2 separate regions of the Homo sapiens genome follow, and region 2 is linked to region 1. A link is a contact called in ENCODE Hi-C or POLR2A ChIA-PET data. All regions are on one chromosome and are shown on one strand. Each heading gives the region's core, a stretch centred on a gene start or an enhancer-like site at or near the end of the contact. The rest is flanking DNA. Distances are from core to core; before and after follow the strand shown.

What was found. A loop is a pair of places that touch in the nucleus more often than their neighbours do. ChIA-PET counts read pairs that join two places held with the same protein, here RNA polymerase II (POLR2A). Pooled maps may share reads with other maps.
Region 2: a map of sigmoid colon shows a loop between it and region 1 (4-fold over the local background). The contact joins two enhancer-like sites. A Hi-C loop is called at or near these places in 4 of 168 maps with a recorded cell type or tissue (aorta, ascending aorta, prostate gland and 1 more) and 6 of 50 pooled maps. POLR2A ChIA-PET finds 5 or more read pairs at or near these places in 2 of 52 experiments (Panc1 and WTC11).

What each region holds. Positions count from the first base shown.
Region 1 is chr21:40,047,196-40,053,608 of GRCh38, reverse strand. It overlaps DSCAM (DS cell adhesion molecule), which reads left to right. Exons shown (of 33, transcript NM_001389.5): 30 at 1,502-1,651. Among named protein-coding and RNA genes, the nearest start is that of MIR4760, 160 kb to the left of the region's middle. Within about 2 kb of position 3,788, at least 5 of the 41 ENCODE cell types and tissues checked have a DNase peak (open chromatin) inside an H3K27ac peak, as active enhancers do.
Region 2 is chr21:39,882,070-39,888,482 of GRCh38, reverse strand. The region is part of intron 1 of PCP4 (Purkinje cell protein 4); the gene reads right to left. Among named protein-coding and RNA genes, the nearest start is that of PCP4, 18 kb to the right of the region's middle. Within about 2 kb of position 3,167, at least 6 of the 41 ENCODE cell types and tissues checked have a DNase peak (open chromatin) inside an H3K27ac peak, as active enhancers do.

The DNA.
Region 1 (6,413 bases), core at 2,539-5,038:
CAAGAATCCAATATTACAGTGACATTAATTTCCAGCTAGAATGAATGGTTAACCTCATGATCAGACAGGCGCCCAAAATTTTCCATGAAAAGTGTGTAACCTAGCCCCGCAGATCATCTGGTGTGATCTAAAAGGGCCTGCCTGCTAGAAACTGTGACATATCCCATCATTAATGAAAAACAAATGTAGACACGGAGCCTCTCGTGCTGGGTCCAGTTGTAGGAAGCTGTCTCTGTGGAAGAGCCACCCTCTTTGAGGAGTCGAGTGACCGCCACGGGGCCGGACCTCCAAGCCAAGCCCAGGCGCCTGCTGTGGTGCCAACCTCACCGCACCATGCGCTGGGATACTCACAGACATCTTGGCAGCCTTTCCTCTATTTCTCTGCCAGGAAATTTTATTCTAACTTTGAGAGGCTTTCCTTTCCTGCCAGAGACTGAGTAATTGGATTTTGTAAGGTTCATTCTGTTCAGAGCCTTTTTTGGGCACAGAAGTCGAGCTGTGTTGTTTACGACTTTCGCATCCCTGTTGCAGTGTCAGGGCAGGGCTGCAGTATGGTCCCTGCTGACTGATAAACTCTTAGCAACAGCATCCTGGGCTGCAATCTTTGAAAATTTATGAAAAATCTGTATATCCTAGCCAAAGTCTCCCTTGGAGTAAAAAAGCTTTTTAAAAAGTATGAAACATATCACAAGGTAGTAATGAGAATCCTGGCCCACCAAATAATGACCCAGCTCAAACAGCAGCTCCTGCTCCAAGCACTAAGATGCCCAGAACCCATCCAAACCCAGGCTCCTGCCTCGCTCACCTTCAAGTGCCCACGGCAGTAGGACTTGGGAAGTCTGACAAGTGAATCATGTAGGAGAAGTCAGTTAATGGATGTTCTAGAGTGCTTAAAGCTTACAGGAGGTGGGAAGAAAAGGAACATACCTTGAGTCCTTTAAAATAGAGCAATCAATAAGCTCTGAAGACTGGCATGTTTTCTTCTCTTTTATTTCCCCTCCAAACATTAGCCAAGTTCAGAATGAGAGCAAACCTCAGTAGAGAGAACTGTAGTGGCGATTTTCTAGTCCTGCAAACAGAGCTTCCCAGCAGCCAAAGGGACCTGTCTTCATTGACAGCCTCATCACTGGTGAGGGGGCTGGCATCGCAGATGATGTCTCAGAGAAGCTTTTGACAAACACATAAATCCAGAGTTCAAATCAATGTTAGCTTAATGAAAAGCCAAGCCCAAAGAGAAAAGAGAGCTCCTTCTCTGCATAGTCATGGTTCTTCTTAGCTCATTGCTCCCAAAGCCAACCCCTAGGAAGAAGCTTCTATTCCTAGCACTCTAGAGTAATGCTAATTCAGTGCTTGAATTTTCAATCATTTTTGTCACTTTAGATGGGGCTATTATTGTGGTTGTCATTAACAATAACACAAGTGCCTCAGGAGAGAAAAGGCCAGGGAGTGGTTGGAAGGGAGATAAACGTGTTTGGCTTTCTGTGTTCCTGCCATCCTGTAGATGATCGCTCCACGGTTCTGTTGACGGATGCTGACTTTGGAGAGGCAGCTAAGCAGAAGTCCCTGACGGTCACTCACACGGTCCATTACCAATCGGTGTCTCAGGCCACTGGGCCCTTAGTGGATGTTTCAGACGCTCGGCCGGGAACGAGTGAGTGGTCAACAATGCTTAAAATGTGTGGGTGTTAACAATGCTGAAAACATAGTAATGTTCTTTCTCTCTCAAATGAAAATGTGTGGCTTTTCATACCTATGCCTGAGAAACAAATGGGTATAATAACATCCCTAATTGGGATAATGAGCTGTTATTGATGGATCTTGGCTATTATTATGTCAGTTGAATTACTGTTAGTATTGGTTACTATAAAAAGTGCTAGAAATTTCAGGTACATGTATTTATTTTTTTAATTTAAGCAACACAGAAAAGGAAAAAAGTAATCTACTTTAGTGTGTATCTGCTGTATGCCAGTATTGGGATAGAACGATGATGTCATGCACGTTATCTTTGCAACAATCCTGTAAGATACCTACTCGTGAAGCAGGTATCATAGCCTCTATTCTGCAGATGAGAAAACTGCAGCCTCAGATAAATTATGCAAACAGTATAAAGTTGCACACATAAGTAGTAAAACCAAGATTCAGAAACAGACCCATCTATCCCCAAAGCTTATGCTTTTGCCCCTGAACACACTGTTTGAGAAAAATTATAATTCTAGTTAATGTGAAGATTATGTTGGATTTTGTTATTAATATTTGCATCCATAATATATGGAAATTAATTACTGCAATGAAGGTGAATCCCCTAATATGTATCTAGAGCTTATTAATTAGATACTCTTATTTCTTCATAATTGGAATCGTTCCTAAATCTCTTTAAAGACTGAGAAATTGATGTCCTGATTATTATCATTTTGGAAACTTTGACGTCTAGCTTTCAAATCTCTAATCAATTTCTTTGCAAAAATTTACATTCTTAGAATAGTGTGTTATTATTAGAAAAATAACTATTATAATGTTAAAAGCTATTCTTCATAAATCCTAGCTTGGGAAGCATTTGCGAAATGCAGTGAGCTTTATGAAGTAAACCCATTGCCTACGAAATAACATTGTAATATACAGAAAACAGTTTCAGCAGGCATTGAAATTCATTTAAAAAATGTTTTCAAGAATATTCTACATTCTAAAGAAGTCTTTTACCTCTTCCTTTTGTCTAATCTTCTTACCGCCTTTCTTCTTTGATCACATTAATACATTCTGAAGACATAAACGGGATATGAGTGGGAATTAGCTTTGCAAAGGGGTGTGTGCCAGAGCCTTGCTCTTAAAAAATGATCCAGACTGGGCGCAGTGGCTCAATCCCAGCACTTTGGGAGGCCGAGGCGGTCGGATCACGAGGTCAGGAGATTGAGACCATCCTGGCTAACATGGTGAAACCTCGTCTCTACTAAAAATAAGAAAAATTAGCCGGCCTGGTGGCGGGCACCTGTAGTCCCAGCTACTCAGAAGGCCGAGGCAGGAGAATGGCGTGAACCTGGGAGGCAGAGCTTGCAGTGAGCTGAGATCACGCCACTGCACTCCAGCCTGGACGACAGAGCGAGACTCTGTCTCCAAAAAAAAAAAAGATTCAAGGGCTTTGACATCTCTTCAGCCGTTGGCTTCTCCCTTGTGAACTGCCTGGTGTGGCTTGCTGCTACTCCAAGACACTGCTCCAATGGGTTTAAGAGCCACTTTTTTGCTGCTAAATCAGAAAAAGTTACAGATATTGAAAGGATTAGATTTTTAGAGTGATGCAGCATTGGCTTCAGCATTCTGTTGGAAACGGTGGCAGAAGAGCAGGCAAAAGAGACAACAGAGCAGATGCCCTGGGTCTCGTTCTCCACCTTTACATGCATCAGAATCACCTGGTGCCTATTTAAATATCAATTCCAGGCCTCCACCCAGAGATTCTGGCCTAGGAATCCGCATGGTAACAGACACCCTGGGTGATTCTGATGCTGGCCGTTTGGACCCCACATTGAGAAACACTGCCCCAAGGGTTAGAAATGTTTCCTGCATGTAACGCAGCAGGGCAGGACCCCTCCGGCACATCAGTTCTTCCTGCCAGGTAAAAAGCAACATGCATTTCTGCTTCCCTGTCAATGGTCAGCTAGCAGCCGAGAATGCATAAAGCTAGTCATAAATAGTTAAGACAGGAGAAGCAGCAGCCCAAAACAAAAGCACTGGCAACCTTCCAGCTTCATGGTCAGCCCCAGAATAATGGGGAAGTTGATTTGTTGGCATGTAAAATATCAACAGAGACATGAACCGGAGTCACAGCAGATACTGTAAACCAGTGGTCAGCGAGTGCCAGGCAGGACGCACATGGGAGGGACGTGTGTGTATCTCATGGCTATAAAGTTGGAAGCAGGGCTGGGAATGTTAATGCGTTCATTCAGCACTCAAAAGTATTTATTCAGGTTTCACTTTACGTATATGGCTCAGTGCTGTATGATGGAGATACACCATGAGTAAGATGCAAAAAGACATTCATTTCATCCTAGTCAGGGGGCAGACATTAGACATGGAACTAAAGTAGTTTTCATTTCTCAGTAAGTCCTAGACAGAAAGAGAATGAAGCCATGGTGAGTCAGCGGGCGTGTGGAGCAGTGGGAGGGGCTCTCTTGGGTCCAAGTCATTCAGGAGGACTTCCAGTGAGGGGAAGACATGAAACAAGATCAGAGTCACAGCAGGAGCAGAGGGGGCAGCAGGGAAAAGCTCCCAAGGTTCCCCGCATGATGAGGATGGAAGTGGCACTGGAGCACAGTGAAAGGCAGGGAAAAGGTGAGACAGAGAAACAGCTGTCCTCATCTTTCAGGGTCCCCTAAGCCAGTGCCTGGCAGGTGCATTTCATTCTGAGAGTGCTGAGATGCTGTCCCTGGGGCTTAGCCTGATGATCACAGGGAAACACTATAGCTTATAGAACAATGTTTCTGTCCTTTGTGCTGAATTTCACTAAATGATGTTTACCAACATCAAGCAAATCTACTCAAATGCATGCATCAGTCTCTGGTTCCCCCCTCACTCTCCAAATTGAGCGTATTAATTTAGCATTTGCAGAACCCTCTGTATTAGTAAAAGATCTGCTGGATCATTTTTTTCATTAAATCTTCCTCAAAAACCACAGTGTGAGGGACTGACAACACTCCGTGTTTTATTTAGAGTTAGAAATGGTAGGTGACTGGCCCCACAGTGGGTTCAAGAGTCTGAAACCCATGAACTTTCTGAAGCACAGTCCCCCACTAGCTTCTTGCACCAGAGCTTCTCACCTCTGCCCAGGTGTTTATACCTCTGTGAATTCCATGGAGCCGGTTCTTCTCACCACAGTTTGGCATACTTGCAGAGAATCATTTGTATTCTCTATTTTCTCAGCTAGAGAACACATCGTGATTCTATTTTGTATGTTAGGACTGTGTTGTCATTGCAAGAATTCTTTATTTTTAAGAAAAGCATCTAAAACATGTTGCTTGCATACCAGAATGACTGCATTGTAGAAGTTATGTTTCTAGGCATTTTATTAGTTTGCCAGAGGGTTGCAACAGATTCTTATGAGGATGGAAGAAATCATAACAATTTGCTATTTATCTCTGTCAGTAGTGAAAACACATCCCTTGGCTGGTTCTGCTGCACTGATTACTTCTCTGTCTTTCCTGTGGATTATAATACACTGGAAAACTAGGACTCTATCCATGTCCTCATCCCCATACCAGCCACAGTGTCTGACACAGGCATGTAGTGGATAAATACCAATCAGCCATCAAGTTCTGAGATCAGAACAATGGGAATGGAAAAGAAAAGACATTGAGTCATGTTTGCTGCATAGGAATCATGGGCACGGCCAGCTGTGCCTGTGCCATGTGCCCGGAGCACTTGGGCACATTAATCTCATTTAAACTTCAGGACAGCTCTTAACGTGGGTGATGACATCACCTAGTCTCAGAGACTAGGGGATTAGTCAGGTCTGTCTGACAAGGTCACTTGGCCAGCGACACAGCCAGGGAGTAGTGAATATGAACTTCCAGCCCAGGCAGCCTAATTCCAAAGCTCTCACTCTCAGTCATTCTACATGGCCTTTAGGTAGAGATACTACATATAGAATATGTAGAGACTAAAGAATAGACTTCACATGTACGCACATTCAATGACAAGAGCTTACAACATGGACTTGAATCTTTATTGCTGAGACTTTGAAAGAAAAAATGCCCTCTGTTACCCAGGATGGGACTAGCAGTGGCCCTGAGGGAAATACCTGGGGTGGGTGAGGTGCATCCAGTGGTCCAGGATGTAATAAGTGCTAGATAAATATTTTTTAGTTACATGAGGGAGTGTTCAGATCTCCCAGTTTCATCCTCTCTCTGAGACAACTAGTAAATTCGTTATGTAAAGCTGGACCTCCACAACTGCAAGATATGGAAACCAATGGCACAGATGAAAGCAGATTAATACCATGATCACAGTACGCATGACATGTTCTGTAACCTATTATATTATCTACAAAATCCTCTCTCATCCCAAACTCAGGATAATTAAAATAATCTGATTCAATGGGCAGAAGCTTAATTAGGGTTCAAACCCCATGTTGAAAGGCCATGAGCTATTTATATCCTGTGCCCTCCAACTCATGGGCTGCTGAGCAGGCATGAAGCTTAATCACCGAGTTTTATTTATATTAGAATGCTGGGAGCCTAACAAAATACTTTCCATGAAGGAGCAGTAAATCCCAGCGTTTATTTGCTCAGTAGATGAGCTAGTAAGTTACACAAAAAAGGCTTCCTGTGGAATCCAAGTAAAAATTATATTTTAGCTGCTATCTTAGTCATTATCATACAGCAGAGTTCAGTTCAGGTACAAAACAATGGCTCCAAAAACCAAATTAT
Region 2 (6,413 bases), core at 1,918-4,417, 160 kb after region 1:
ATGCCTCCTACTGGCCACATCTAAGGAGCCTGGACCCAGCAGCCACGCTCCCCCCACTTATCCATCAGTGACAGCGTTTACCACAACAGCCATTGTTGAGTGATGTTAAATGGGTGGTTTATGAAAAGAAAGGAAGTATTTGTTCCTGAGTCCTCTTTAAAATTTTGCCCCCCGTTCCCAACGTCTGACTTCTGTTGGCCCCTGTCTACCACAGAGTTGCTGAGATTCTGCAAAGGAAGGAAAATAAATCCATCTCGTTCTCATGGTGGCTTGAAAGCTCTTGTTAGCAAGTGCTACTTAACAGCGTCTATCCCCCGGTGCTGTGTCTTCTCGTAAGTTATTTTTCTCCACAGTGCTGTCTTCTTTTTGTGCTGTAGCATCCTGATATCAACACTTCTAATGGTTTCAGGGTTTTTAGCTCCCCTGGAATGGCAGCATCTCGACAAGCAGTTCCCTAGATGGATCATAAAAAAGGGGAAAAACACGAATCCGCATATCTTTGGTATATATTGCACATGGGGACCATGAAGTTTCAGATATTGCATATTCCTCGCACAATTAATACCCCACACAGCAGAGACACAAAATGCAGGACTGCCTCCAGTCACCCCAGTAAGCCCTTCTAAGGGTTTCTTGTCTGCTTTCTCTGAATCACCCTGTTTATAAAGAAACAAAAAGGCCTGTTACTATGGTATTATATGTAATGTTATTTTGACGAAGGCTAATCAGGCTCTTAGATGATCCATCTTTGAATGAACAGAGAAGCAAAGCACAGGGATTGCACAGTGAAATGGCATCAACAGCCGGGCAGGTAAGCACGTAGCTGAAGACTGCTTGAGGCCACCTCGATCATTAAGCAAATGGATTCTCAGGAACATTGAAGACCTATCATCAAAGGCAACTTCAAAATCAAAGTTGCTGAATTTGTCTGATGAGCAGAAGAGACTTTTATGCCTACATTTTGTGACAGAGACAGAAAAGATTTAATTTCTCGCCAGTGATATTTTTGTCATCTATAATTCTCCTAATAACATTCCAAAAATTGAGCATTAATTTAATCCCTAAAGGTGTAGAAATTCATGTCAAAAGAAAACTTCAGCTAGAAGGTTTTTTAAAAAAAAAAAAACCAAAAAACAAAAAAAAAGTTGGTTAAAAAAAAGTGATGGGATTTTCAATGACAAAGGCATTAACCTTTCTAATTCCTCCTCTCTTCTTTCATTCTCACCTCTGGAAGACCCAAAGGCTGAAATTCTGCCTCAAATACTACGTTCTATTCCTGTCATTTTTTTATCCTGACCTTTATGGTAAGAGAATTAATTAGCATCACTGCAGTTTAGGCAAACCATTTATAAACGTACCATCATTTTCAGGTATCCACGATTTATTTTATTGGAATTAATTTTATACTTTTTTTCACAGCTATATTTTTAAAATTCGCATTTTCTACTTTAAAAAAATTCTTCTTTGTGCCAATTTTCATGCTGAAGAACACTGTTTTCTATTTGCAAAAGTAGGATATGGCCGTTGTGAAATTTTTGGAACATAAATGAGCAAGGAAAAATGCAAAAAGCCACCTACAATTCAACTAATCAGAGTTAATCCATGTTAATACTTCAGAATATTTTCTTTTCATCTTCTTATAGGTGGACATATATATAGTCTCTCTTTTATAAAACCAACCACATGCCATATATATAATTTCATAAAGATATACATTACAACTTAAGGAACAGTTGCTATTTAATGACTTCTGTGTGGACTCTTCTAATTTCACAGATTTCACAGTGAAATGTCCAGCCCACACTGTTGAGTTCATTTGGAACTCCCTCTGACTTTTCAAATCTTACATATTTCATACTTGTCACTTGTTTATTTTTGAGATGGAATTTCTCTTTTGTTGCCCAGGCTGGAGTGCAATGGTGTGATCTTGGCTCACTGCAACCTCCACCTCCCAGGTTCAAGCAATTCTCCTGCCTCAGCCTCCCAAGTAGCTGGGATTACAGGCATCTACCACCATGCCCAGCTAATTTTGTATTTTTAGTAGATTTGTATTTTAGTAGATTTAGTATTTTTACTAGTATTTTACTAGTATTAGTGTATTTAGTAGATTTGTATTTTAGTAAAATAAGCCACTTGTTTATTCAACTTGGCTCAACAAAGACTCATGGTGACGACTTTTGTGTTGCTGTCAGTTTCCTGAAAATTAATATCATAGAAGGTTCTGAATGGTCCTTGACATTGGGCAGAGCTACTACCACTTTTGCAGTATGGTGGGCTGAATTGGGACCTCCACCCACAATTCACATGAGGAAGCCCTAACCCCAAGTACCCCACAGTGTCATCCTATTGGAAGATAACATCTTTGCAATCGAGTAAAGAGAGCTCATTAGAATGGGCTCTAATCAAATAGGACTGTGTCCTTATTAAAAGGGACAATTTGAACACAGACATGCAGAGGGAAGACAGTGTGGACACACAGGGAGAAGACAGCATCTACAAGCCCGGAAGAGGGGCCTGGAGCAGATTCTCCCTCATGGTGCTCAGAAGGAACCAACCCGGCAGACACCAGGATTGTAAACTTCTGGTCTCCAGAACTATAAGAGAATACATTTCTGTTGTTTAAGCTGCCCGCAGACTAATTAATACATTCAGACAGCAACATAGGAAAGAACAGACTCATCCACAGGAGCTGATAGAAGCACGCTCAGGAAAGAAAGCCGGGCAAAGTCTGGCTCCCAGGCTCTGGGGCCTGTCCTGGCGTCCTGTCCCAGGGGAGGGAGAGGGTGCCTGGCTTTGGGGGATGCCCAGGGCACAGGGGAGGGCATCTCCTTCAGCGCAGCTTGGGTGTGTGCCCTCTGCAGGGGGATGTGACTCCACGGGCATGGGCTGAATTCTCTCCTGAACCCCAAACCACATGGAGGTAGGACACTCCCTGGGCTAGAAAGAAGAGATGTGTCCTCCCTCAACCACATGCCCAGAACTGTTTCTCCAGCCCCGAGCCAGAGGTTTCCCCAGCCGCCAGCCTGATGTCCTTCTCGGCTGCCTTGTGAGGGCAGCGCCTGGCAGAGGGACAAGCTGTGGTCAGAGCAGAGGGAGGGCAACCGGGAGCTCCGCTGGGCCTCAGGCTCGCGGCTAGGCCTCAGGCTCGTTGCTTCTTAGCAACCAACACCTCCCACAGCCCTGGCTCCCCTGGGACTACATGGTTGAATAGCCCCCTGGAGCAGGAGCAGGTGGCGCTTGCTCAGTGTCAGTTTGAGAAGGAGCAGGACAGAAACCCATTTAACGGCTCTGGCTAAGGCTGCTGTTCAGAATCAAAAGCGTTCCCATTCATTGAATGCCCTCCCTGCAGTCAGAGATCCTGGCATAATTTACAAGGACCAGGAACATAGGTCACTCTGGTGTCATTTTGTTACTTTTCTATACTTCAGCTATTCATTATAAAGTAACATTTATAAACTGTCGCACTATGAGATTTAATTGACTTAAAAGCTGATATGATCATGCTATACTCAAAACGGTGTAAATACCTTGCATCGTAATTGGGCTTATTTTTATTTAAGGTGTGCTGGTGAAGAATGTGGGCTCTAGGGCCAAGGGTAGAAAGAAAGGACTGACTATAAGCACACAAATAAACTTTTCAGGTGATAGAATAATCTCTGTCTCTCTCTCTCTCTCTCTCTCTTTTTAAGACGGAGTCTCCTCTGTCACCCAGCCTGGAGTGCAGTGGCATGATCTCCACTCACTGCAACCTCTGCCTCCTTGGGTTCAAGCAATTGTCCTGTCTCAGCCTCCCGAGTAGCTGGGATTACAGGCACATGCCACCACGCCTGGCTAACTTTTGTAATTTTAGTAGAGACAAGGTTTTGCCATGTTGGCCAGGCTGGTCTCGAACTCCTGACCTCAGGTGACCTGCCTGCCTCAGCCTCCCAGAGTGCTGGGATTACAGGTATGAGCCACCATGCCTGGCCAGAATAGTCTATATCTCAATTATAAGACTGCATGTCAGCTGGGTGCGTTGGCTCACTCCTGTAATCCCAGCACTTTGGGAGTCTGAGACAGGCGGATCACCTGAGGTCGGGAGTTTGAGAACAGCCTGACCAACATGGTGAAACCCCGTCTCTACTAAAAATACAAAATTAGCTGGGCATGGTGGTGCATGCCTGTAATCCCAGCTACTTGGGAGGTTGAGGCACGAGAATTGCTTGAACCTGGGAGGCGGAGGTTGCAGTGAGCCAAGATCACACCATTGCACTCCAGCCTGGGCAACAAAAGAGAAATTCCATCTCTCAAAAGAAAAAAAAAAAAGACTGCATATGTCAAAACTCATCGAACATACAACTAAAAGGGGTAGATTTTACCACATGTAAATTACACCTTAATAAACTTAACCTCAAAAATAAGTGTGCTGGAATCCAACTACCCAGGTAATCCCAGCCCTGGTCCCCAGCAGCTGTGTGGCCCAGTTCAGGTCACTTAACTTCTCTGAGCCTCAGTGTCTGTTTTTATTACATGAGAATAACAATATACCCACCTCATTAATGTGTGAGAACTAAATGAGATAAAAACACTCACATTGCATGGATTTGGTTTCTAAGAAAAATCAGAGAGCAAAATAATGGTAAAACAGGCTTAAGAAGAGATGTTTCTCCTTTTTTTTTCATTGTATTCAACTTGCAATATAGTAAAAGTAATGAAAACAGTGCATTGAGCTCACAGTTGAAACACTGGGAGTAAATATGGCTGAATCACCACAAATAAATGATTCTGCTCCTCAAAGCCTTGGCTTCTTTATTTGACCAGTTTCTTTTTCATGGTGAATTAAAATAAAATAGAATACAGAAAATATGTACCTCACATGGATGTCAAGAGACTCCAAACAAAGAATACTGAGATTTGTGTCATTTTTCTCATGAAGGACGTAGGCTCTACCTGTGTTACGAAGTTGTTAATTTCAGCTGAAGTTTCCTGGATCTCTGATTCCAACGGATGCATTTTGTGTGTTTTGTACAAATCACAGCTCATATTTTTTTCTAGAAAGGGAAAATACAGGAGGAGGGAACGCTGATGACAAAGAAGAAATGTGGATGGAAGACTGGGAGAACTCAGTGGCCCTGTTACAAGGTGTGTGCATCTGCTCTAATCAGCAGCCTCTCCCCAAACCAGAGGTTGGGTCAAAGGGCCCAGGAATCAACATGCAAGCACCTCCATTTATGCCAGCTACAGCCAAATTCACCTGCACCCCCCAACCCCACCAAGCCACCCTTGGCAACCCCATGGATCTGTAGGATGCTAGGACAATGCATCAATGTAGGTGTCTACCACCTTCTGCATCTGAACTGTACACAAAGGAAATACTTGTCCATCCAACCCACTTCTTTGATTGCCTTCCTGAATTGGTGTTGAATCCTTAGATTAGTCTCAGAATAAAGGCTGCTGGTATATGAGCCAGATGCTAGCTAGAGCAGCTGCTGTGATTAGAAAAAAAATAACAGTGGGCTCTCGGACAAAGGCAAAGAGACCCAAATGTTTATTACAAGGTTATATTCTCACAGTCTACGTAGAAGTTGCCAGATTGAAGCAGTACAGAGAAGAATAGAAGAGATTCGATTTCTCTCCCCATCCCTAGAAGTTATGGCTGACCAGCCCGATGCCAAGAGTAACAGAGGGTGGAAAACTGTCAATGAAAGATCAGTGTAATGACAGAAACTGAGCCCTGCCTGTAACTCACCCATTTAAGGGTAAGTCTTTCTTACACAGACGATTAGGGGAAAAACCAACAGGCAGGGCCAGTCTTCTAGAACTAAATGAAACTGACGATGTAATCATTTCAAGAACACTAAGGATGCCTGCCTGTCCCTCCGAGGATGATGTGGTTCTTCTAGCAATTTTATACTTCAACTAGGGAAGCTGACATGAGATCAGAAAACCCACATGGGGTCTTCCCGGATTACAAAAACCGGCCACAGAGAAAGACACATCTTTTCTTTGCTTTCAGCAGTAATGCCAGCTTTCCATTCCCCCAGTCCTCCCCAGTACAGCTGGTAAAATGCCATGCCGGGTGTACTCAGATAAAAGCCAAAGAATGACCAAAGACCACAGGATGAAATGCCGCAACAGCTGGGAGACTCTTGCCCTGCCAGTCCCTAAGCAGTCATCCATCCTGAATGATCTCTCACCATGGCCACATTGGCTCTGCCACGGTTGAGCCAAGCGTAATGTACCGCTGCACTCGGCATCCTCATCAAGTGAACAAAAAGGTGTGAGAAAGAAAGCACACAGGCCAAACCTGCGGTTATTCAAGAGAAGCCCATATTTAGAGCTGAGTGAATAGATGAGACCTCCAAGTTCGGCAAAGATGTTTTCCTTTCTTTGCACCAAGTCACAAGGCTCTGTCTGCAAATGCAAGCAGCTAT